3 separate regions of the Homo sapiens genome follow, and regions 2 and 3 are each linked to region 1. Evidence: chromatin loops called from intact Hi-C (ENCODE). Cell type or tissue: heart left ventricle. All regions are shown on one strand.

Region 1 (8,000 bases):
GTAAGCTAGTGACAGTGAAAGAGGTTTATAACACAGGACTTAAACCATCTACAAATGAATATTATCGATCCTTCTTTAAAGCCCCTCAGTCTCTCTGTTATCTTCCTCTTCATCATCCCAAGCATCCTCACCCCTCACAAAACCCCAGGCACCTGATGTGTTTTTCTGCTTCTCTCTTTACACGCGTTAAGTAGAAAGAAAATTGGGGCTGGGCACAGAGCCTCATGCCTGCAATCCCAGCACTTTGGGAGGCTGAGGCAGGCAGATCACCTGAGGTCAGGAGTTTGAGACCAGCCTGGCCAACATTGTGAAACCTTGTCTCTACTAAAAATACAAAAGTTAGCCGGGTGTGGTGGCACGTGCCTGTGGTCCACTCAGCTCAGGTTGTAGGAAGGGGTTCCTACAACCTCCTTCTCAGATTTGGTAATTCACTAGAATGACACAGCACTCAGGAAAGAGCTTTTCTTACTATTACCAGTCTATTCTAAAGAATACAACTCAGGAGCGGCCAACTCAGGCATGTCTGTGGAACTACTCAGAAGTCTGCACTACAGCCTGGGAAACAGAGTGAGACTCCGTAGAATGAACGAATGAACAAAAGAATGAAAGAAAGAGAGAGAGAAGGAAGAGAGAGAGGAAGGAAGGAAGGAAAAAAGGAAGGAAGGAAGGAAGGAAGGAAGGAAGGAAGGAGGGAAGGAAGGAAGGAAAAAAAGGAGGGAGGGAGGAAGGGAGGGGAGGTAATTGAGATTGCAGGAAAGAGAAAGGGTCAGGGAGCTGACTAAGCACTAACCTGTTATCTTCTTATATTTGGGGAGATTCAACCAGCAGAAGAGCCCTTTCTCTCAGTCTCTGGGACATCTAAACACCTGGAGGATAGCAGCACACCAAGGTCTGGGCCTGAGAGCTGATGCCTCCTTTCTCTAGTCTTTGATAGGGAAAACTCACTCTCAAGCTTGTGTGAAGTTCTGGTCAGGCGCAGTGGCTCACACCTGTAATCCCAGCACTTTGGCAGGTGAAGGTGTGTGGATTACTTGAGCTCAGGAGTTCAAGACCAGCCTGGGCAACATGGCAAAACTCTGTCTTTACAAAATATTAGGTGGCATGTGCCTGTAGTCTCAACTACTTGGGAGGCTGAAGTGGGAGGATCACCTGAGCCCAGGAAGTTGAGGCTGAAGTGAGCTCTCATGGTGTCACTAAATTCCAATCTGGGTGACGGAGCAAGACCCTGACTCAGAAAAAAAAAAAATGTAGCCAAATATCCACTCAGTGATCCATCTGTTAGGTTTTTTTTCCTTCCCACCCAAATACATGATGTCTTTTCCAATAGCACTTCTCCAACTCTCTAACACCAATTAGGTGGCCTACAACTCATTTCTGGCACTAACTACCCAGAGTTAACGTCAGATTTACAGGTTTAAGGGCTCAGTCCCACAAGACTGCCCTCATCTCAGAGGCCAGTCACAAGTATGGGATCCACAGGTTACCAACTCTTCTCTCCATCTTGGCGACAAATTCAGGGGTTCCTATAACCACCTTCTCAGATTTGGTAATTCACTAGAATGACTCACAGCACTCAGGAAAGAGCTTTACTTACTATTAGCAGTCTATTCTAAAGGATACAACTGAGGAGCAGCCAACTGGAAGAGAAACATAGGGCAAGGTATGGGAAAAGGACATGGAACTTCCATGCTCTTTCCTGGTGTACCACCCTTCCAGCACCTAGATGTCTTCCACAACCCAGAAGCTCCCCACACTCTATTGTTGTTTAGGAGTTTTACAGAGGTTTCTTTATGTAGGCATGATTGATTAAATAATTGGCCATTGGTGAGGAACGCAGTCACTAGCTCCTCTCCTATCCCCTGAGATTGGGGGATGAGGCTGAAAGTTGCAAGCAACTAATCAAGGCTTGGTCTTTCTGGTGACAAGATGGCTTATCATAATAACTCAGGCAATTTCTAAGGGTTTTAGGAGTTCTGCCCTAGGGACTGGGGACAAAGACCAAATAACTCTCTTATTATAGTACCCCATTATATTTACTTGTCTTGTAGAAAAGGTTGTAAAGCCACCCTCCTTAGGATATTAACCTTCCTGGCTATTTCAGGCTTTCTCTTTCTATGTACTCTCCATATCCCTTTAACAGACTGACCAGGAACCTCTAATCTGTTCTTATTAGGATTACTAATACATAACTAGTTTTCCTATGGGAGACCCCTTTATCTCCCTCTCCAAACAAATCATTCAGGAGAACAAGCATCCTTAGAGCCTTAGAGTTGAATGCCACAACACTCTCTCTTCCTCCCAGAAGAACCTTAGGAAGATGTCAGTGGGAAGGGTGAACTTAAATGGCTGAGGGCCTCACCCCCACTCCTTTCACACAAGAATCATCCCCGATTTTCTGGGCCACCTCTGTTGGCCTCTGGGTTACTGATATCCCATAAGTGAGAAGAAGGTCATTTTGAGTGTCCAGGGAGATCTCTTGGCTCTTATTTGTTCAAGTCTCCGGAAGGGAACTCTAGGAGCTGAGTCCTGAGACCCTGCAATGCAAGACCAAGAGCTTTACTACTTGAAATGGGATGGGGATGAGGCCCAATCTGAGTGAATGCCTCTGTGCATTCTGCCTCACTGGCTCTCCTCTTTCCCCCTCCATGAACAAGGACAAAATAAAAACAAAACAACTCAGGGAAACAAAGCTCTCCTTTTAGGTTATCAAGAGGTCTTCCATTTGGAGCAAAACCTCACTCCCTCCTGTGGCCCCTGTCTCAGTCTCAGTTGGTGAGGGCCTCAAGCCCACACTGGCTTATTTGAAATCCATGTTTAGGTCCCAGCATGTGGCATGTGCTCCACTCTGATGACACTTTTCGTTTCTAATAATAGAGCAGATGAAGTAATATTGCAATTGATGTTCCCGGGGATTTGATTGGATAAGTGCATAAACTGTGGAGGGGGAAGGGGGTTGCATGGACAGATCACATTAGTATTCCCGTCCTATCAATGTGCGGGCCCGCGAACAACGTCAGCCGGACCGATTCTCTGCGTCTGCCAGTCCCGCCACAGATTCATCTGGGATCTTCAAACAGACAAGCCCTTAGAGACGAGGGATCAAGGCAGCCGATTAGAGCCAATTGCTTGCTTTGGGGACGGCCAGTCCTTCCAGGCCTGGCGACAGTGGAGGGAGGGGAAAGACGAACCGAGTGCCGCTGCGGGAAGACACTGAAGCAAGAGCGACACCCCTTTCCGCCCCCCACCTTGCAGCGCAGGCTTTGAAAGCTGCTCCCCCACCTGAATGGAAACTCGGAACCGCCGGGCGGCGCGTTCCTTCTCGCCCAGCCTTGCAATCCATGCCGAGAGGAAGGCAGTGCGAGCCCGCGCCAGCGCCCAGCTCCCGGGACAGGGTCGGCAATGCTGCTGAGCAGAACTTGATCGCGCTCCTTCCTCGCTGCTAGTGGAAGCGATGCTGCACGGCACAGCTAGCGCTTCCCCGGCTCTCCTTCAAGCTGAAGGTTACCGACCCGCGCAGCCAGCCCCAGCACTGTGAGCTGCGCGCCTCAGGTCCGGGCTCCGGCTGCTTGGCGGCGGCGCCCAGGGCAACAACCGGGCCGCCCGCGCCGGGGCGCACTGCACCAGCGGCTTCGGCTTGGTGGATGTGTATGCATGAGTTCTGCACCGAATGGGCGCAAAAAGCGCCCCAGCCGGTCCACCCGCTCCTCGATCTTCCAGATCAGCAAGCCCCCGCTGCAGAGCGGAGATTGGGAGCGCAGGGGCAGCGGCTCCGAGAGCGCCCACAAAACCCAACGAGCCCTGGACGACTGCAAGATGGTGGGTGAAAACTGCGCCTCTTTTTTTTTTTTTTTAATTGAGAGGGGGTGGGGGGAGTCATGTATGTTAATCATTTGCCTGAGTGCCAGCCACTCCCCCACCCTCAGCTCCTCAATGCCGATCACGTGGCACATGCACTATTTTTAAATCTGCAGTCCCCCAAATTCAGGGTGACACCCTGGTCGTAATAACCCTGCAGAAAGAAGTGTGACAGCAAGGGTCTTGGGGATCAGCGGCTGTAGGTTGTGCCTGTACCCCCTCGAAGAATGGTGGATGCGAAAGACACAGTGAACTGGCTCGCTCACGGAGGAGGGAGGGATGAGGAGGTGGGGATGCTGCTTTCTGGGGACAGAGTAGCAAACAAACCCAAATACAGCGCACGGGGCGCTGCGGAGGGGTCGAAGGTTCCAGCGCAGAGGCTGTAGCTGGTCTTCCCGTCAGGCCGTCAGGCCGAGAGGTTCAGTGGCCCAGCAAAAGGTGAATGGTTTGCCTATTACACCCTACCTGTCGCCTCCCCCGCCCCTCCCGCCGTGCAACTTAAAAGCCATGTCCTAGCAGTAGGAGAGGGGACCGTCTATGTAGGAGTCCCCAGCATCATTCTCTGTTGGCCTGGGAGTGGCATGGTAGCGCTCCAAATATGCTCTCTTGCTCTTCAGAAACTGAGTCTGAAAGGGTGAGGGGAAGTAGGTCTGGAAATAGAGCTTCCATGGCCAGGCTTGCCTATGGAAATAAATACTTGCCTTGGACAAAGAGACTTGCCATTTTGGTGCCTTCTGCTTTAAACAATTCCTAGGTTCCTTAGCTGGAGATCTGGGGAGCTGACTCAGGGGTCAGTGAAAGCCCCTGTTTATGTACTCCGAAACAGGAAACTTTCTGATGAGAAATGTTTGGTAAAAAAAAAAAAACTCACTTCTTTTCCAGCTTGTCCAAGAGTTCAACACACAAGTGGCCCTGTACCGAGAGCTGGTCATTTCTATTGGGGATGTCTCGGTCAGCTGCCCCTCACTCCGGGCGGAAATGCACAAGACAAGAACCAAAGGCTGTGAAATGGCCCGTCAGGCACACCAAAAATTGGCTGCCATCTCAGGGTAGGAGACTCGGCATTATTTGGTAATCCATATACATGATGCATGGATGCTGACAGAATTTTATGGTAGTCAAGTCCTCAGACATGATCTCCACATATTTGAGATTTTAACCTTAAGATCGAAATTCTCTAGAGAGCTATACACAAACTATAGGCCAAACCATAATTTGAAGGCTGTGTCATTCTTGCATATATGTATATATATTTAGAAGATTTGGATCAAATGATTTTTTAAAAACTTAATTTTCAATACTCTGGCCACATTCTGGAATTTGGAGCATAAGATTTGGGGTGGATGGCTGGACATCAAACTGAAGTTAAATCATCTTGCCTCAAAATTATTTTGTCATCTGCTGCTGAACAAAAGGCCTGTGCTGTAGAGAAAAACTCTTTCCCAAATCCCAGATTTACTAAACTATTTATACCATGAGATAAATTCCTATGATACCGCCTAAAATAAAATCCCTAAAATAAGGTCTTAGATATAAATTACTCTCTTCACTGTGGTGATAGGAAGGGGTAAGTTTTAGCATAAGAACAGTTTTTAAAGATTGGGGAAATTCACATATCTCAATAAACCTAACATGATTTTGTCCCCCAAATTTTTATTTATTTTCATCAGATTTATCGTTTTTCTAGCCTGTATTAGGAGATAATTCAGTATGTGAAAACTTCTCTCTTGGGACCCTACCTACACTTTCTTTCATCTCTTAATATTGGGGAAAAAGTTAGCCATGGATTTTGTTAACAGTTCCTATTTTCAAGATAAGTACTTAGAGCAAGGAAACACAGGAATCCTTATACAAATACATCAATACATTAATTTAAGTGCTTTGTTCAGTCTGGATATAGTATTTACCTGTTTATCTATGTGAGTATAGCTTTATCGCAGCAGAAGTTCAAATTAGACTCACCTGATAATGTTACAAGCTGATCACTTGTAGGAAGTATATCTAATTTACCTATTTGAAAGAATCACTGTTTGCCATCTTTAATTCCAATAATATGTATAGTGATTATAAAGTTTATAAAGATTGGAAAGCCATATACTGCCTCTGTTAATAATTACTTTACATTTGACCACAGGCATTTTATATCATGAAAAATGATATGCTGTACTCATCTCCTTGAAGAGAGGGATAAACAAAATATGTTATAACCATATTTTATTTAGTAAAAATATTGAGAAGCCTTATCCTTTTCTGTTTTAACTCTTATACTATTCTTAACAAGAAGTAAATCCGGGAAATGGAGGGGAATTAAGTGGTTCAGGAGTTTGGTGAAGAAATACAGCTGTGATAAATCTCAGACAAGGAGAGAGACAGAAAAAAAAAATCAGAAATGTGAAGGAGCACTGGTAAATTTAGAAGTACAGATAAACAGTAATTCAAAAGGAAAAGCAGATTTAGGACAGGAAATTTTCTCTCAAGGCTAAGGAGTAGCAACTCTGTAAACTTTGTGTCCTAGATTATAGGATGGGATTGCATTTAGGATCCCTCTGAGTTGGAACTCAAAATGAGAACATGTTCTAATCAGAGATGGTGGGCTGGAGGAATGAACAAGGAGTTCGATTCAGTCTATTTTGCGACACACACAAAATTCAGGGTCTTCTGAAGGTTCAGGAAAGAAAAGGTCTGAAACTATTGACTAAAAGTTGAGTTTGGAGGATTTCAGGTGGATTTTTTTTTTCTTTGAGAGGTATTATAGCTATGTTACCCCGGCTGGTCTTAAACTTCTGCACTCAAGTAATCCTCCCGCCTCAGGCTCCAGAGTAGCTGGGACTACAAGAATGCACCATGGTACCTGGCTTGAGGTGGATTTTATTTACTCTGGTGTTTTTAGCTCTTTGCTACTTGTTTGCATGTTATCTGTGTGTTGATGTTAATGGGGGCAGTTTTATAAGAATTAGTGGGAAAATAAGATGTTCTTAGAGCCTTGCCAAAGGAAAACCAACTCCATAAAATATTCTAGGATAGAACTTGACACATTTCCCCCCTTACAATAATAATTAAATGCAATTTAACATTCGTTATAAAAAATGACAGCAATATAATTGAAGGAAATCCCTTTAGTTCCTCACCATCTGGGCTCCGTTAATGAAGGATGTGATTCCCTTTGGCGGAATTCCGTTTCTGATATCATTTGTTATGTGGGTTCTTGTTTCAAGCTTGATGTGAAGGCTGGTAGGGAGGCTGTAGGAGTCACTTTAAAGTTTGAAGCAGGAGTGAGAAAAGCAAAGGTTTTTGGCGAAATTTAGAGAGAAGAACTGGATTTCTTGCGCGCCCACTATTTGTCATCACAACCCAGCTATTTCCTTTCAGCTGAGGGAGGGATTATTATTCTTATTCTACAAATAGGTCTAGAGAGATTGAGGAACTTGCCCAAAGTCACACAGCTAAGAAGTGACACAGCTTTGATTCAGCCCCATGTTTGCATGCTTCTGATTTTCATGCTTTTTCCTCTATATAATGCTGCCATTCAAAAAGGTGTTACGTATAAAGGATACATGATAAAATATAAACTAACCTTAAAAAGAGTATGCCAACTGAAAGAAGCCAGCCACAAAACATCACATGTCATATGATTCCATTCATGTGAAATGCCCAGGAAAAGCAAATCTATAGAGACAGAAAGTAGATTAGTGGTTACCTAGGACTGGAGGCGAGAGCAGGTAGAGACTACAGATGAGCTCGAGAAATCTTTTTGGGATGATGGAAATGTTCCAGAATTGGACTATGGTGATGGTTATACAATACTGTATATTTACTAAAAGTCATTGAATTGTAACTAATAATGAGCTAATTTTATGGCATATAAAGTATACCTCAATAATTGTTTTTTAGAAAGGTATTGTCATCATCACCGTGATTAACACTTGGTTTTTTGTCAACTTTATTATTTTCTACATATGTAGCTTTTAATGAAGGGGTATGAGCTATAGGGTGGAGGAAAAGTAATACTTGGCTCCCCATGCATTCCTCAAGACACCTGCCTCATGGCTATTGCTTAAGCACCAATTCTTTGCTCTGTGTAGGAATACAAGTGTGGGAAAGGCAGGACTTGAAGGAGTAAGTGAATTTATTCATTTTCTACCAAT
Region 2 (8,000 bases), 350 kb before region 1:
AATGGACCAATCAGCAGGATGTGGGTAGGGCCAGATAAGAGAATAAAAGCAGGCTGCCTGAGCCAGCAGTGGCAACCTGCTTGGGTCCCCTTCCACACTGTGGAAGCTTTGTTTTTTCACTCTTTGCAATGAATCTTGCTGCTGCTCACTCTTTGGGTCCACACTGCCTTTATGAGCTGTAACACTCACCGCAAAGGTCTTCAGCTTCACTCCTGAAGCTAGCGAGACCACAAACCCACCAGAAGGAAGAAACTCCGAACACATCCATACATCAGAAGGAACAAACTCCGGACACGCTGCCTTTAGGAACTGTAACACTCACCGTGAGGTCCTGCGGCTTCATTCTTGAAATCAGTGAGACAAAGAACCCACCAATTCTGGACACACTACTAACAGTGCCAAGTTTAGATCCAGGCAGCTTGCTCTCCTGAAACTCAGACGTTGCCTCAGGCCATAAACTACCCCACTTAGCAAGCAAGCACTGCTTTCAGGCCTTGCCCCTCCCCATCTGCCAACAAAGTTGGCTGTGACTCCAGCTCTTGTATTTGCAGCAGTTCCCATTCACCCCCATATCCTGTCAAAAAAGTTAGTGCCCAGTTAAAATTATTGCAAAATTCAGTTGGAAACTTCTTACACCCTGTGACCCTTCCCTAATTCTGCTGAGTGCCTTCCCTGAGGGCTTCTGTGAAATACAATCAGAAATGGCTTCCCTGCGCACAAGGTGAAGAATGGGAGTGCCTACAAGGCTCTTCCCACTGTTGCATTTACTTTTATATTTTGCACAGCTCCCTAAATCCATTCCAGCTCTAGATAAGGTTAAATCCTTCTCTGGTGATCTGTATTTTCAGATTCCTCAGCGGGAATACGTGTTTGAAGGCAGGTTTTCCCCCTTTCAGACTATGGAAACTCATAGTTGTTCATCTGTCTCATGCAATCTGCAGTGACTTGTGCTTCTTTCAAAGATCTGTGAATTCTTTAGGTTTTCCTGGTATGGTCCTGCAGTGGTTCTTGGAGCAAAAGTCCACAGTATGAATCTTCACATGCCATACTGTCCATCCAAGTAGGAGGTACATGTTAGCACTATCTCCTATCCAGTATCTTCTGCCTGTGAAAGGAAATTAAATTTTGACACCCCAAACTCATTTAGCCAAAGGGAAAAGTCAAGCTGGGAACTGGGTCATGCAAACCTGTCTCCACCTTTTGATTCCTAAATAAAATGGCTACAAGATGAAAAGCTACCCACTTTTCCCATGTTTTGCCAGCAAGGAAATTCCTGGTGAGCTGTTACAACTTCACCATGGCAATGCTAATTGATAGCTTATCTTGACAGGTGCAGTCACCCAGCCTGCCAGACACAAATGCGTATCAGATTGTCCCCCTACCCCATTTTGTCTGTATTATCTTATGTTAAGATGCAGATTCCCCACATTTTTCCTTTGCCCCTTTTGTTTAAGTGAAAACTGTGTGCTTCTCAATATCCCGCCCTTTCCCCTTTAAATTTGGAGCCCTCAAAATCATCTTCAGAGAAAGGCATAGACCTATCTCCTGTGAGCATCCTTAACTTTGGTGAATAAATCTCCAAAAATGATTGAGACTTTTCCCATCATTTGCTTCGACTGACACCCTCATCATGACTTTTCTACTGCAGGAACATCCAAATATGCAGGGATTACTTTTTCAATGTTTCTGTGGCCTTATTGCATCCCTGCCAAATCTGAGCCCCACGGACTGCCATTTCAGCTCTTCTTTCATGACACCTTTATTCCTTTTGCTTTTTGTCCTGTGACCATGCTCACTGTTCCAGTCCTGAACTTCATGTAAATCACATCAATTTACTGTTTTTGTTCCTCCTCTTGGGCTGCTGATCATTTTGAAGAAAATCTCAAAACCTACATACCCATTTCTGCCATCATTCAAGCCTCAGCTGGCTCCCTCTGACATTTTATAATCTTTTATTTTGTACTCAATTAACTACACATTCACCACTTATACTGAACATTTTTTATTTTTGCCTGTCAAATGTCCATTTCCATTTGTTTTGATAACAGCACCCCAATATTCATTTGGGTAACTATGCCTATCTCACTTTCAACCTTTGTGGACTGAGTAGGGGACTGATTCCCTTCTACACATACATACAGTTTTATGGGTGAGAAAATGATATGCAAAGGACCAACTTGCTAGTTCCTTCTCTCTGTGGGAATGAGCATGTGGTACAAGTCTCTACTGGAAGCTCAGTTCCAGAACTTTGCTGGAATTAAAGAGATATTACTTTTTGCATTGTGGTTGCTAAACTGGATGAATTTAAGCCTGGAGCTACTAGTGGCCAATCTTGCCACTACATAAACTGATTCTGCCTAAAAAGGAAGCCAGCACAGAGAAATAGAGGGAAAATGGTGAAAATAAATTGATGATGGCATCATATTTTGTTGTTAAAAACAAATAGTTCCTCTTCAAAGGGTTTCAATTCCTGGTTCTTTGTTCTATTCTAAAAGGTAATCGTACCCATTCATCTATCAGCCCTCCCTATCTCTGCTATGCCCAAACACCCCATGATGTACCATACCTGTCCTTCCCATCAAATGCCCACCCTTGCCTCCTTTGATGATGTCAACAGTAGCTTAGTTTACCCTAGATTGAAATTAGCCTAGATTGTGTGGTCCGACCCCAGCCCACAAGGGGAGGACACAGGAACAGGGTCTGCATTACAGATAAAAATCTCCTACTCTCCTTTGTTTTGCATGCTCTCCCTTGCCTCTGCCTTGCATGCAAGAGGCGCCCTTCTATAGAAGTAAATTGCCTTGCTGAGAAAACTTTTGCCTGAGTGCTAGTTTCACTTTGTGGCACCAAATATTTGTTTCTAACAATTTGGGGGCCTGCCCAGGATTCCCATTTTCCTCTGAGGAAGGGGTCTCTGGTCATCTCCCAGGGGGAGATGCGTCCCACTGCCTCACTGCAGTGGTCTCAGGGGCTAAAGATCCAGCCATCACCCACTGTGATGAATAAACCCAGACTCTCAGCAATGTGGGAAGGAAAGGCTTGCCTACAAATACCACAGTGACCAGGTAACTTCGTGCACAGACCAAGGTAAGAAAAGCCGCAGAGGGGGCAGCAAAGTATTTCCTTGGTTGTTGGGATATCTTGGAGGCTGAAAGTGTGTGTGAATGATCACTGCTTGTGGTGCTGCTTGTGTGAATGGTGATAAGTACTACTGCTGTGTGGGGTGAGTGGGTTCTATCTGCGGTTCCGTGGTCACCTCATATGGCTTAGGGCAGATCCTGCCATGGGGCTTATACCAGCACACCAATACTAAGAGGGACCTAATTTCCCACAAGGGAAGTGGCCAGATAGGACGAAGCGAATGGAAAGGAGTGCAAGAAACCTCCAGTAAAGGGGGTGAGCCTCTAGAGAAAAGGGAAGGCAAGAGATTTCTAGTAAGAGAGGTTGGACCACACACACACTCAAGGGAGCATCCAAAACCTCCAAGATGGGAAACACTCCTAATACAACAGGGAAAGATAAGGACGGGGATAGTCAGATCACCTCCAACAGTCCTTTAGGTCTCATGCTAAAATATTGGGAGGAGAAGGAGAGGACTAGGCACAAGAAAAAGCAACAGATGGTAAAATATTGTTGTTTCATCTGGGCCAAGGAACCCATCCTCAAATCTGCCATCTTCTAGCCAAAATATGGATCAGCTGAGGCTTGGGTCTGTCAACTTTTAATTCAGTATGTGAATGACAAAATTCCAGTCGCGCAGGAAGAAACAGACTATGCTCTCTGCTGGAGAAAAGAACCTGTTCTCCTCTTTCCCCTAAAGAATGCAGGGGAAGCATCAGATTTCACACTCCCCAAAGTAGGCATAGTAAAACCAACCCCTAGGCAGAGGACTCCCTATGCCTGGGACCCTCTTAAACCACCTTCTCCTGTTTAATTCCCCACGTCTTGACCTGCCCCCTTCCCAGGCAGCTGCTGCCACCCCAGACCCAGTCCCAGATCCTTCTCCTACTCCTATTATTCCTCCCCCTTATAAATCTGACTCTTGGGAATTACCACCACCCCATGAGTCTGCTCCTTGTCAGCCTAAGTATCCTTCCCTAAAGGGACTACAACGTGAAGTACAGCAATGTAAAAAAGATATTCAAAATCTTCCTTTCCCCTCTACCTCTAAGGAATCAGCTCCAACTATCTTCCCTTTGAGAGAGGTGCCCCAGGGAGGAGGAGCTATTGGCTTTGTAAATGCTCCTTTGACTAGTTCAGAAGTTAGAGGTTTAAGGAAAGAATTTAAGCCATTGCTAGATGACCCATATGGGGTAGCAGACCAAATTAATCAATTCCTAGGCCCCCAGTTATATACGTGGGCTGAATTAATGTCTATCCTGGGTATCTTCTCAGGGAAAGAAAGGGCGATGGTTCGCAGGGCTGTTATGACAGCTTGAGAACATGAACACCCTCCCAGCCCAAACGTTCCTGCAGCAGACCAGAAATTCCTGGCCCAAGATCCTGAATGGGAAAATAACAAAGCAGTACACTGGGAAAACATGAAAGATCTCAGGGAAATGATAATTAAAGGAACTCAAGAGTCAGTGCCCCTCACTCTGAATCTTTCCTGACATACAACAAGAAAAAGATGAAGGCCCCATGAAATTTCTACAAAGACTAAGGGAACAAATAAGGAAATATGCAGATTTAGATCCAGAAGACCCTCTCAGGCAAGGAATGTTAAAGCTACATTTTGCAATAAATAGCTGGTCAGACATAGCAAAGAAGTTGCAGAAACTAGAAAACTGGAAAAATCAGTCCATAGAGGAACTCCTAGGAGAAGCCCAAAAAGTGTGTGAGGAGAGATGAAGAAAAGCAAAAACAAAAAATGAAACTTATGCTATCCACCTTCCAACAGATGGCTTCAAGCCCATATGTTTTTAAACAGAGACTCTGGGTGGGGCAGGAATTATAAAGGGTCCAAACCCCTGTTTGGAGGACCCAAGCCTCCAACTAGGGGACCTGGACCCTCAGTTACCAGGCCCTCTAAAGAGTATGGAGGAGCAACGTCAAAGAATCCCGGAACTGAGGGAGAGGAAGAATAGAATAGGTGCTTCAAATGTGGAAGAGCAGGCCACTTCAAAAGAGAATGCCCCCAGTGGGAAAAAGAAAAAGAAATTGTTCTGCTCATGGCATTCAAGGAGGAATAAGGAGGTCAGGGGCTCTGTCTTTTCTATCTCAAGTCCCACCAAGAGCTCTTGATAAATTTAGAGGTGGGACCCAAACATAAGCTTATCACCTTTTTAATAGATTCAGGGGCTGCTGGTTCCTCTGTTTGCTATCGGCCCTCTAATATAAACTGCTCATTAGGGGAACTTCTTGTCTCAGGGGTGAAAGGGGAAGGATTTAAAGCCAAAGTTTTAGAAGAAACAAAAGTTAAATACAAAAATCAATCAGCCAGTATTAAATTCCTGCTAATCCCTGAAGCAGGAACAAACCTGTTAGGAAGAGACCTGATGTTAATACTAGGCATAGGCCTGCATGCCTGCCCTGAAGGATTTTTCACTTCATTGAACCTGCTCACCACCACAGAAAAAAGTTACATTCATCCCAATGTGTGGTCAAAAGAAGGGAACCAAGGGAAACTAAGAATCTCCCCCAGTTCATATAAAGTTGAAAACCCCTGGGGAAATAGTAAGGAGAAGGCAATATCCAATTCCTCTAGAAGGCAGGATAGGCCTGAAAACTGTGATTGAAGGTCTTGTTCAGGATAAGTTACTTGAACCCTGTATGTCTCCATATAATACTCCTATATTACCTGTAAAGAAATCAGATGGGTCATATCAACTAGTAAAAGACCTCTGGGCCATGAACCAAATAGTCCAAACCACTCACCCTATTGTCCCCAATCCATATACTATCCTCAGCAACATTCCATATGACCATCAGTGGTTTACAGTAATAGATTTAAAGGATGCCTTTTGGGCATGTCCCTTAGCTGAAGACAGCCAAGACATACTTGCTTTTGAATGTGAAGATCCTCATTCAGGGCGGAAGCAACAATACTGCTGGATGGTCCTGCTCCAAGGATTTACAGACTCTCCTAACCTGTTTGGCTAAATTCTTGAACAAATTTTAGGGAAGATATCTGTCCCAGAGTCTATATACATGCTCCAATATGTAGATGACATACTTGTGTCTGGGGAAACTCATAGAACAAGGATCTGATTTCTTCATCAGTCTTCTCAATCACCTGGAAGGGGAGGGATTACAGGTATCAAAGGGGAAGCTCCAATTCGTATAGCCTGAAGTATTTAGGGCACTTGATAAGTGCAGGCAAGCGAAGAATAGGACCCAAAAGAGTTGAAGGAATTGTGTCCTTACCCCTGCCTAGTACAAAACAAGAGCTTAGAAAATTTTTAGGGCTAGTTGGATATTGCCACTTGTGGATTGATTCAGATGCTCCAAAAGTCAAGTCTCTGGACTCCAAGCTTACCAAGAAAAACCCCACCCCCTCCGTGGGGCCCCAGAGGAAGTCAATGATTTTAAAGAATTGAAACATTTACCCATAACTGCCCCTGTTTTAGCTCTGCCTTCCCTCAAACAACCATTTCACCTGTTTGTCAATGTAAATAAGGGAGTAGCTTTAGGAGTGCTTACCCAAGAACATGGGGGCCACTGGCAGCCCGTGGCCTTTTTGTCAAAAATTCTAGATCCAGTAACCTGTGGATGGCCCAAATGTATTCAATCTATAGCGGCCACTACTTTGTTGATTGAGGAAAGTAGAAAGCTAACCTTTGGGGGAAAATGAATTGTTAGCACACCTCATCAAGTTAGAACAATGTTAAACCCAAAGGCAGGTAAATGGCTTACAGACTCAAGAATTTTAAAATAAGAAGCCATTCTATTAGAAAAAGGTGACCTCACCCTCACCACTAACAGTGCCCTTAACCCTGCTGCTTTCCTAACTGGGAATCCAAACCCCAAAGATCCTGAACATGATTGTTTAGATCTCATTGACTACCATACTAAGGTTAGACCTGATTTAAGAGAAACCCCTTTTGAAACAGGACGTCATCTTTTTATAGATGGCTCCTCCCGGGTGGTTGAAGGAAAAAGACACAATGGATACTTTGCCATAGATGGAGTTCTTGCCGAAATAGAATCTGGAAGATTGCCAAATAATTGGTCTGCTCAAACTTGCAAATTGTTTGTGTTAAATCAGGCTCTAAAATATTTATGAAAGCAAGAAGATACCATCTATACCTACTCCAAGTACGCCTTTGTGGGTAGTGCACACCTTCGGAAAAATTTGGACTGAGCGGGGTCTAATTAACAGCAAAGGGCAGGACCTTGTCCACAAAGGATTAATCACTCAAGTTTTAAAAAGCTTACAATTACCTGAAGAAATAGCTGTTGTGCATGTCCCAAGGCACCAGAAAATTTCTACCTTTGAAAGCCGAGGAAATAACCTTGCTGATCAAATTGCAAAACAAGCTGCCCTCTTTCAAAAAGCACCTATCTTCTACCTGACTCCCTGTCTCTCTCCCCTAGTTGCAATCCCTATCTTCTCTCCCGCTGAAAAGGAAAAGTTAGAGAAACTAGTAGCTAAGGAAAACTCAGAAGGGTAGTGGGTGTTACCAGACCAAAGGGAAATGCTTTCCAAACCACTTATGGGAGAAATCCTGTCCCGACTACATCAAGGGACTCACTGGAGACCTCAAGCTATGTGTGATGCAGTTCTTAGAGTCTATGGATGTATAGGAATTTATACCTTAGTAAACCAAGTTGTGGACAGCTGCCTAATATGTAAGAAAACTAATAAACAGGCCCTAAGGAAACAAACTTTTGGGGGCAGAAGCCCCAGATTAAGGCCATTTCAAAGTATTCAAATTGACTATGCTGACATGCCCCCACTAAGTCACCTTAAATACCTAATAGTAATAGTAGACCACCTCACTCATTGGGTTGAAGCCATTCCTCTCCTCAGTGCAACAGCTAATAATGTGGTTTAAGTA
Region 3 (8,000 bases), 280 kb before region 1:
CTCTCTTACCCTTCCACCTTCTGCCATGTGAGGATGCAGCAAGGAGGCCTTCACCACACCAAATGCTGGTCCCTTGACCTTGGGCTGCTGGCCTCCCAAACTGTGAGAAAATCATTTTCTTGTCTCAATAAATTACCCAGTCTTGGGCATTCTGTTACTAGCAACCCAAAAGGAATAAGATGCTAAGTTTTATGTAAAGCCAGCTTGTTAGGGGAAAAAATCAGAATCATCAGCTAGTCTCAGAGTAGTAACACACACAGAAAACTGGAACTAACCATTTTGGTCTGAGCTTAGTGCTAGCTGTGTTTGATGAATAGAACTAGGTGATGGCTTCAGCTCTTTTGGCCTTACGCATAGGAAAAACTATCTTTTTTTCATTCTAAATCTGCACATTTGGCCCGGCCGCCCCGTCTGGGAAGTGTGGAGCGCCTCTGCCCAGCCGCCCCGTCTGGGAAGTGAGGAGCGCCTCTGCCCGGCCGCCCTGTCTGGGAAGTGAGGAGCGCCTCTGCCTGGCCGCCCATCGTCTGGGATGTGAGGAGCGCCTCTGCCCAGCCGGCCATCGTCTGGGATGTGAGGAGTGCCTCTGCCTGGCCGCCCTCCGTCTGGGAGGTGAGGAGCGCCTCTGCCCGGCCGCCCTTCGTCTGGGAGGTGAGGAGCGCCTCTGCCTGGCTGCCCCGTCTGGGAGGAAGTGAGCGCCTCTGCCTAGCCGCCCTGTCTGGGAGGTGAGGAGCGTCTCTGCCCGGCCGCCCCGTCTGGGAAGTGAGGAGCGCCTCTGCCCGGCTGCCCCGTCTGGGAAGTGAGGAGCGCCTCTGCCTGGCCGCCCCGTCTGGGAAGTGAGGAGCGCCTCTGCCTGGCCACCCTTCGTCTGAGATGTGAGGAGCACCTCTGCCCAGCCTCCCTTTGGCTGGGAGGTGAGGAGTGCCTCTGCCCGGCCGCCCCGTCTGGGATGAAGCGAGCGCCTCTGCCCGGCCGCCCCGTCTGGGAAGTGAGGAGTGCCTCTGCCCGGCCACCCCATCTGGCCACCCCATCTGGGAAGTGAGGAGCGCCTCTGCCCGGCTGCCCCGTCTGGGAAGTGAGGAGCGCCTCTGCCCGGCCGCCCCTTCTGGGAAGTGAGGAGCGCCTCTGCCCGGCCGCCCCGTCTGGGAAGTGAGGAGCGCCTCTGCCTGGCCGCCCCATCTGGGAAGTGAGGAGCGCCTCTGCCTGGCTGCCCCATCTGGGAAGTGAGGAGTGCCTCTGCCCGGCTGCCCCATCTGGGAGGTGTACCCCACAGCTCCGAAGAGGCAGCGACCATCGAGAACGGGCCATGATGACAATGGCGGTTTTGTCGAAAAGAAAAGGGGGAAATGTGGGGAAAAGAAAGATCAGATTGTTACTGTGTCTGTGTAGAAAGAAGTAGACATAGGAGACTCCATTTTGTTCTGTACTAAGAAAAATTCTTCTGCCTTGGGATGCTGTTGATCTATAACCTTACCCCCAACCCCATGCTCTCTGAAACATGTGCTGTGTCAACTCAGGGTTAAATGGATTAAGGGCGGTGCAAGATGTGCTTTGTTAAACAGATGCTTGAAGGCAGCATGCTCGTTAAGAGTCATCACCACTCCCTAATCTCAAGTACCCAGGGACACAAACACTGCTGAAGGCCGCAGGGACCTCTGCCTAGGAAAACCAGAGACCTTTGTTCACGTGTTTATCTGCTGACCTTCTCTCCATTATTATCCTATGACCCTGCCACATCCCCCTCTCTGAGAAACACCCAAGAATGATCAATAAATACTAAAAAAAAAAAAAGAAAAAATTTTTGTTGTTTTAAGCCACATTTGTGATATTTTGCTACAGCAGCCACAGCACAGATATAGCTGGTAACAGAGTTCTTTAGCCTCCAAAATACAAGCCTGGGGTAAATAACTATTGAATTTGGCCACATGGAAATCAGGAAGAATGTAATAAGCATCATCGATGGATGGGATGACCTGGGAGATCGTGGCAAGTTTAAAGCTAATTGGAAGTTGGCAACCAAAAAGTCCTGTCTTGCAAATTGCCAGGAAATTGCCAAGAAAACCTTTAGAAAACATGATTAAAGATGGAGAAACCCGGCTGACTCCCTGGTTTCTGAAGAGGTGCTTAGGCATTTAAATGAGACTGACGAGACTTCACACTGTACCCTTCAGAAGGGCAGACACTCACGAGATCGTCAACCACGGCTCCCTCGCTGGGAGGCAGACACAGAGCTGGAGGCAGCGGCCACAAACTAGGTGGGCAGAGAGGCGTCAGCATCGGGACTTGCAGGAGGCCCTGGGAAGGAACAGGCAGCGGTGGGGCCTGGACAGCCTTGGGGAAAGGAAGTTACTTGGAGGAGACCAGGGGCTTGCATTTGGGCCAAAACCAAGGACGAGATCAGCTGGTCCCAGGGAACTCTGGAGCCCAGCACCCCACCATGGGTGCAGGGGCCTGACAACCCAACAGAAGGCTGTGGGTACCGGGCACCAGCCTGTGGGGGGTCTGAAGGCTGCTGCCCAGCCACACATGTCCTGGTCCCGAACAAAGGGTTCAAGAGGCACCTGGAGCCCCGCCCTCCTCAGAGCAGCCTCTTAGCCTCAGCTGGTTGTTGGCCTTTGGTCACCCCACATGCCCTGACAGTGGGGCCTGGCCTCAGAAAGGGGCCCCTCCATTTGTACTTTCTATCTGATCCTTGACACAGTGCTAACACCAAAGACCAAACCCGAATCTTGGTTCACATACTCTGCAAAGAAATGACTAAGACTAGTTCTTCTGGAGGTCAGTTTTAGAACATGTTTATTCTAACTTAATTCTGCCTTATCTCTGTGCACCAAGAAAACTATCTGCACATGTGTAGTAAAATGTGAAGGTACCTTCATTTTGTTTGTACACTAAACTTTTAAGAAATATCTCACTTTTAAAATAAATAAATAAATAAAAAATAAATCTGCACATTTGGTTTTATTTACCATGTCAACCAAGATGTACACTGCCAACCTGTTTTTCTCTCTCATTGCTCCATGTCTGCCCTTACCCATTTTTAAAACCATAGTCACTTGCTGGTAGTGCTTCCTTGTCCTGCCTTGTCCCATGTGGAGATGCAAATCTCACCTACTCCTCTCACGTGTGGAGACCTTACAATATCAGCCTCCATGTGCCCCCAAACTTGGGAGGTACCTGGAATCCTCTCCTTGGCTCAGCATACCAACTGTAATTATCACCTGGGATTCCTTTTTACAAAGTAATATTTTAAAGTTAATATTTAATCTTAGAAGCAATATAATAGTGTCAGAGGGCTGAAAACTGAAAATATATGTAAGCATCAATCATTAGGAGGCCAAATTTGGTCAGGCACGGTGGCTCTTGCCTGAAATCCTAGCCTTTGGGAGGCTGACGCAAGAGGACTGCTTGAGCCCAGGAGTTCAAGGCCAGCTGGAGCAACATAGTGAGACCCCCATCTCTACAAAAAATGTATACTTAGCTGGGCATGGTTATGCAAGCCTATAGTCCCAGCTACTGGAGAGGATGAGGTGGGAGGATCGCTTGAGTCCGGGAGGTTGAGACTGCAGTAAGCCATGATGGTACCATTGCACCCCATCCTGGATGACAGAACAATACCCTGTCTCAAAAATAAAATAAAATGCCAAATTTGAGAGCGTTGTTATCTATGAAGGGGAAGGAGAATGTAATCTGGAATGCTATTAATTATGTTTTATTTCTTAAGCTGGGCAGTATTATCACAGATGTTATTTTCTGTTCTATTTTATGTCTCCAGTATTTTGTAAAACGTTAAAAAAATCATTATAAGTCATTACCCTAATATTATACCCTTTTTATTCATTTCTTGGTGCAGAAGCTTAGATCACTCACCTTTGTTCTCCTTGTAAAGCCAGAGGGAAAATCTCCAACAGACCATATAGCCAAGTATTATTTTACCTAAGAGGCCCAATTTCAAAATAATGCTTTTAAGATAATCTATCAGAATAAAAATTGAATGATAATCCATGACCAAAACTTTCTATTACTGCTTTTTTTTTTTTTTTTTTTTTTTTGAGACAAGGTCTCACTCTGTCACCCAGGTTGGAGTGCAGTGGCGTGATCTCGGCTCACTGCAACTTCTGCCTCCTTAGCTCAAGTGATCCTCTCACCTCAGCCCCCCAAGTAGGTGCAACTACAGGCACACATCACCAAGCCCAGCTAAGTTATTGTGTATTTTTTGTAGAGATGCGGTCTCACTATATTGCCCAGGCTGGTCTTGAATTCCTGGACTCAAGTGACTCAGCCACCTCAGCCTCCCAAAGTGCTGGGATTACAGGCTTGAGGCACTGCACCTGGCCTAAAACTTTCTACTAAAAAATAATTACATATCTGTGCTGTCCTGAAATATGCTATTTAGCTCTTAAATTCTGTACTTTTGTGACCCTCTCTGAAGTGCTGGTTTATTAACGGTGAAATGGATCATCTTGTTTTTCAACACTAGAGGGCACCAAATTCTCTTCTAGAGCAAAACAATCAATGTTTTCCACCAAAGAACTTCATTTACTAGGGTAGAATATGGATTGGTATATTTTCAGTCGTTTGATAACCAAAAACGTAAGAGATTTTGTGCTTTATGATAAAGGGTTTAGAGAATCATAGTAAGGCTTTCTCTTGCTATGAATCTGTCTCTAGCTAAGAATCTGTCAATGCTTTTGCTAAACTGCTTTTCAGGAACATTTATTGTATGTTTGTCCAGAGGGAATAAAACAGCTACTCTGGGTTAATGCTTGGGATAACTTATTTTTAAGGGTTAGGGTTAGACACATCGTTTATTCTGGTTTTAAGTTTCAGGTAGCATGTGCAGTTTTCTGAAAATAGGCATTTCCCCTAAATTCAGGATAAAATCAATAGCCGGTATTGTGCTTCAGTGTGAATTGGGGTGCTGGTAGAGAGGAGTGAAATGATGTTAGCTAGTAGGTTACAGTGAGCCATTCATATACATTGATGTTTAGCAGAGTTTCTTAACTTGGGTTTGATAAATCATCCTTTTATTCTTCAATAAAAGTGATTGGAACAAGGTCACACCAGTCAATGACTTCTTGTCACTAATTATACCTTTTTTTGTCCAATTAAAACATTTAAAGATATTTTTGCATTGTACATTAAATTATTTCTGGTTGCTGAATTTTTCTCCTTTTATCTCTAGCCACAACAATGGGTAGTCTATTTAGGTTGTCTAATCTGTAGGAAATACAAATGAGGCAACTTCTATAAAGCAGCAGCATAATCCAGTGAGATAAATGCCAAGCATGTATTTTAAGGAAATGAAGGTACTAGCACTCTCTGTGTACTTTGATACTATGTTCATTTGCTATTGCCACTGTCACAAATTACCACAAATTAAGTTGTTTAAAACACACACATTTATTACAGTTCTGTAGGTAAGAAGTTGGAAATGGTTGTCATTGGACTAAAATCAAGGTGTTAGCAGGATTGCATTTCTTTCTGCAGGCTCCAGGGGAGAGTCTGTTTTCTTGCCTTTTCTGGCATCTAGAGTCTGAACCTTGGCTCATACAAAACTTCCATATTCAAAGCCAGCAGTAGCTGGTTGCATCTTTCTCACAATGTCATCTCTTTGTTTCTGACTCTTGTGTCTTCTTTTTCCTCATTTAAGGACCCTGTGATTACACTTGGACCCACCCACTTCAATCATGATAATCTCCTTATTTTAATGTCAACTAGTTAGCAGCCTTAATTCCATTTGCAATCTTAATTCCCCACTGCCATTTACAGGTTCCAGAGATTAGGATGTGGGCCTCTTTGAAGTGGGGAGGGAAATATTATTCTGCTTACCACAGATAGTTTTGGTGGAATTCTTGAGTCAGGCCAACCTTGAAAGAGAAGAGGTAGCTACTATTTACAGGTCTTGACAGCTTCTAGAAAAATTAGTGTTTTCTCTAACTTTCTTTGGAATTTCCACATTATTCACTTCTCTAGTTTTTCTTGGGGTTCTGAAAGTGAGTATGGGTTCTAGGAGGTATAATTCATTAATTATGTATCCACCATTAGTATCATAATTTGACATAAATGATCAGATTGGTCCATTGGGTCTTGCCTAAGTAGCATAAAGGGCAATTAAGTTTAGATGGCAGAGCTGGATCAAGAAAGGTAAAAGGCACAAGGCATTGTTTGAAAAGGTTCAGTGGGCTCTGAAAAGAGAAAGCTGCATGAAAGCAAGGGCTGCTTAGGTAAAAGGTATGGCACTAAAGATAATATTGACCTACCTCACAGTGTTGCCTGGAGCCAATCTGAGTAAAGAAACATTAGACAATAAATCACATCTTCTTGGTACATAAATAACACATATGTAGCACAAAGCTATGCCAAGATCTTCAGACTGCTAGGGTCCATTTCAGTCCATAGAAATAATGGCATTCACAGACTAGAGGTTTATTAATGACAAAGACAATAGATTTCATTTGGGATGCCTGTGTGTGTGAGGTTTTTACACTTACTAATGAGCAAAGTGCCCTGAAAATCCAGTTTTCCTCATGTTATTTTGAATAAACTAAGTATATGTGCCACACACTCTTTATTTATCCTCAAATGGTGCAAATTTAATGAAAACTGGATGCCACAAACTTGCTGAGTTTGATAAGGAAGAGTTGTGCTCTCTTTCGGTTAATTCGTTAGTTATATAGGTCCCAAATCATTATGCGAAATATTGAAGCCAGAAGTTTGAGTTAGCCTTTAAACTTTAATCAGTAATAGTTTGGGGAATAGTGTATGTTGTGACATGTTTAAGATTCTCTTCTTACTCAGAAGCTAATTGCTGAATTTTGCTGTACCAGCAATCTCTGGAGAATTCTGTGCCATCTCCTTGATGCAGTGCTATCATCTCACTTATATTAGGTGAATGCGTTTATTATTGGGGTTAAGCTTAAGGAAGAAAGAAAATAAAGCAGTGTTCCAGAGCAAAAAGCTTTTGCAGCCACTACAGATATTTATGAGTCAAAGAGTAGTGCTCCCCTTAGCACACTTGAAATTATAGGAAAATGTTCCTTTATTTTAAGTGACCAGTCTTTGTGTTAGGCTATTTTGCTTTTTAGTAACACTTAGATTTTATTACAGTTTTGGACTACACACTTGAGAAGTCAAAAGTCTTTGACTGCTTGATTGGCACCTAATAGTAACTGTTGTCATACTAAGTGCCAGACGTTTCCTGTCTATTAGATAGTAATAAATACTGAGAATGTAATGGCTTCACCTTTATAAGGGTCGCAGAGCATAAGGGTTTATATTTCTAGCCTTTTGAAAGAGATTTACCTTAGGAACATATTTAGGGAAGAGATGGATATTTTAATCTCTTTGGATTGGTTTCTTTATGCCTTAAAGGAATGTGTAGTGCAGTGGTTCTCAAATGTTCATCTGTGGACCAGCTGCATCAGAATCACTAGGGGAGTTTTTTTACAATTTCTGCAGACATTGTAAGTGTTATAAGTCTGGGATAGGCCCCAGACAGTTTTTTTGTTTGTTTGATTCAAGGCTGGAGTGTAGTGGTGTGATCAGAGCTCACTGCAGCCTTGAACTCCTGGACTCAAGTGACCAGACAATTTGTATAAGCACGCTGGTTAATCCAAGTGTGTAGCCAGGCTTGGTAACTCTTACATGTTTGTTCAAAAGTTTAGGAGAATATTTCCTCCTTTATGTTACTAGACTAATGTCTGTCAAAAGTCATAAGATTGATATTGAAGAATGAAAATGAATAAACCTTCTTAAATGGTATGCCACCTCTAAAGGATTGACTTCAAAAATATTTTTACGTGGGAGTCAAAAGAATGGCAATAATGATAGATAATAACAGCAGTAGTAACAAAAACAATAAACATTTACATAGTGTCTACTGTGTGCCAGGTACTGCTCCAATCCCTTTGGATATATTATTCACTCAATGTTCAAGGCAGCCTGTAAGGTGTTTACTTTATTATTGCCATTTTACAGATGGAAGTTAGATATTTTGTCTG

Evidence for each region. Peaks named below come from ENCODE experiments on the same cell type or tissue, not always from the same donor. Only the 100,000 strongest peaks of a DNase experiment are listed, where the experiment ranks them.
Region 2: a loop joins it to region 1, with 2.7 times the contacts of the local background. A loop is called at or near these places in 8 of 110 quality-filtered maps.
Region 3: a loop joins it to region 1, with 4 times the contacts of the local background. A loop is called at or near these places in 14 of 110 quality-filtered maps.

Annotation. Positions count from the first base shown.
Region 1 is chr5:64,502,974-64,510,973 of GRCh38, forward strand. It overlaps RGS7BP (regulator of G protein signaling 7 binding protein), which reads left to right and starts at 3,042. Exons shown (of 6, transcript NM_001029875.3): 1 at 3,042-3,816; 2 at 4,738-4,904. The coding sequence starts at 3,652. In heart left ventricle, a CTCF peak has its summit at 3,600; DNase peaks (open chromatin) are centred at 3,098 and 3,488; H3K4me3 peaks cover 5,082 bases; H3K27ac peaks cover 1,044 bases; H3K27me3 peaks cover 1,167 bases.
Region 2 is chr5:64,150,937-64,158,936 of GRCh38, forward strand. No RefSeq gene overlaps it. Among named protein-coding and RNA genes, the nearest start is that of RNF180, 11 kb to the right of the region's middle. In heart left ventricle, no CTCF peak of the experiment used is centred here; no DNase peak of the experiment used is centred here.
Region 3 is chr5:64,224,891-64,232,890 of GRCh38, forward strand. The region is part of intron 5 of RNF180 (ring finger protein 180); the gene reads left to right. Among named protein-coding and RNA genes, the nearest start is that of RNF180, 63 kb to the left of the region's middle. In heart left ventricle, a CTCF peak has its summit at 4,484 (motif pointing right); a DNase peak (open chromatin) is centred at 2,431.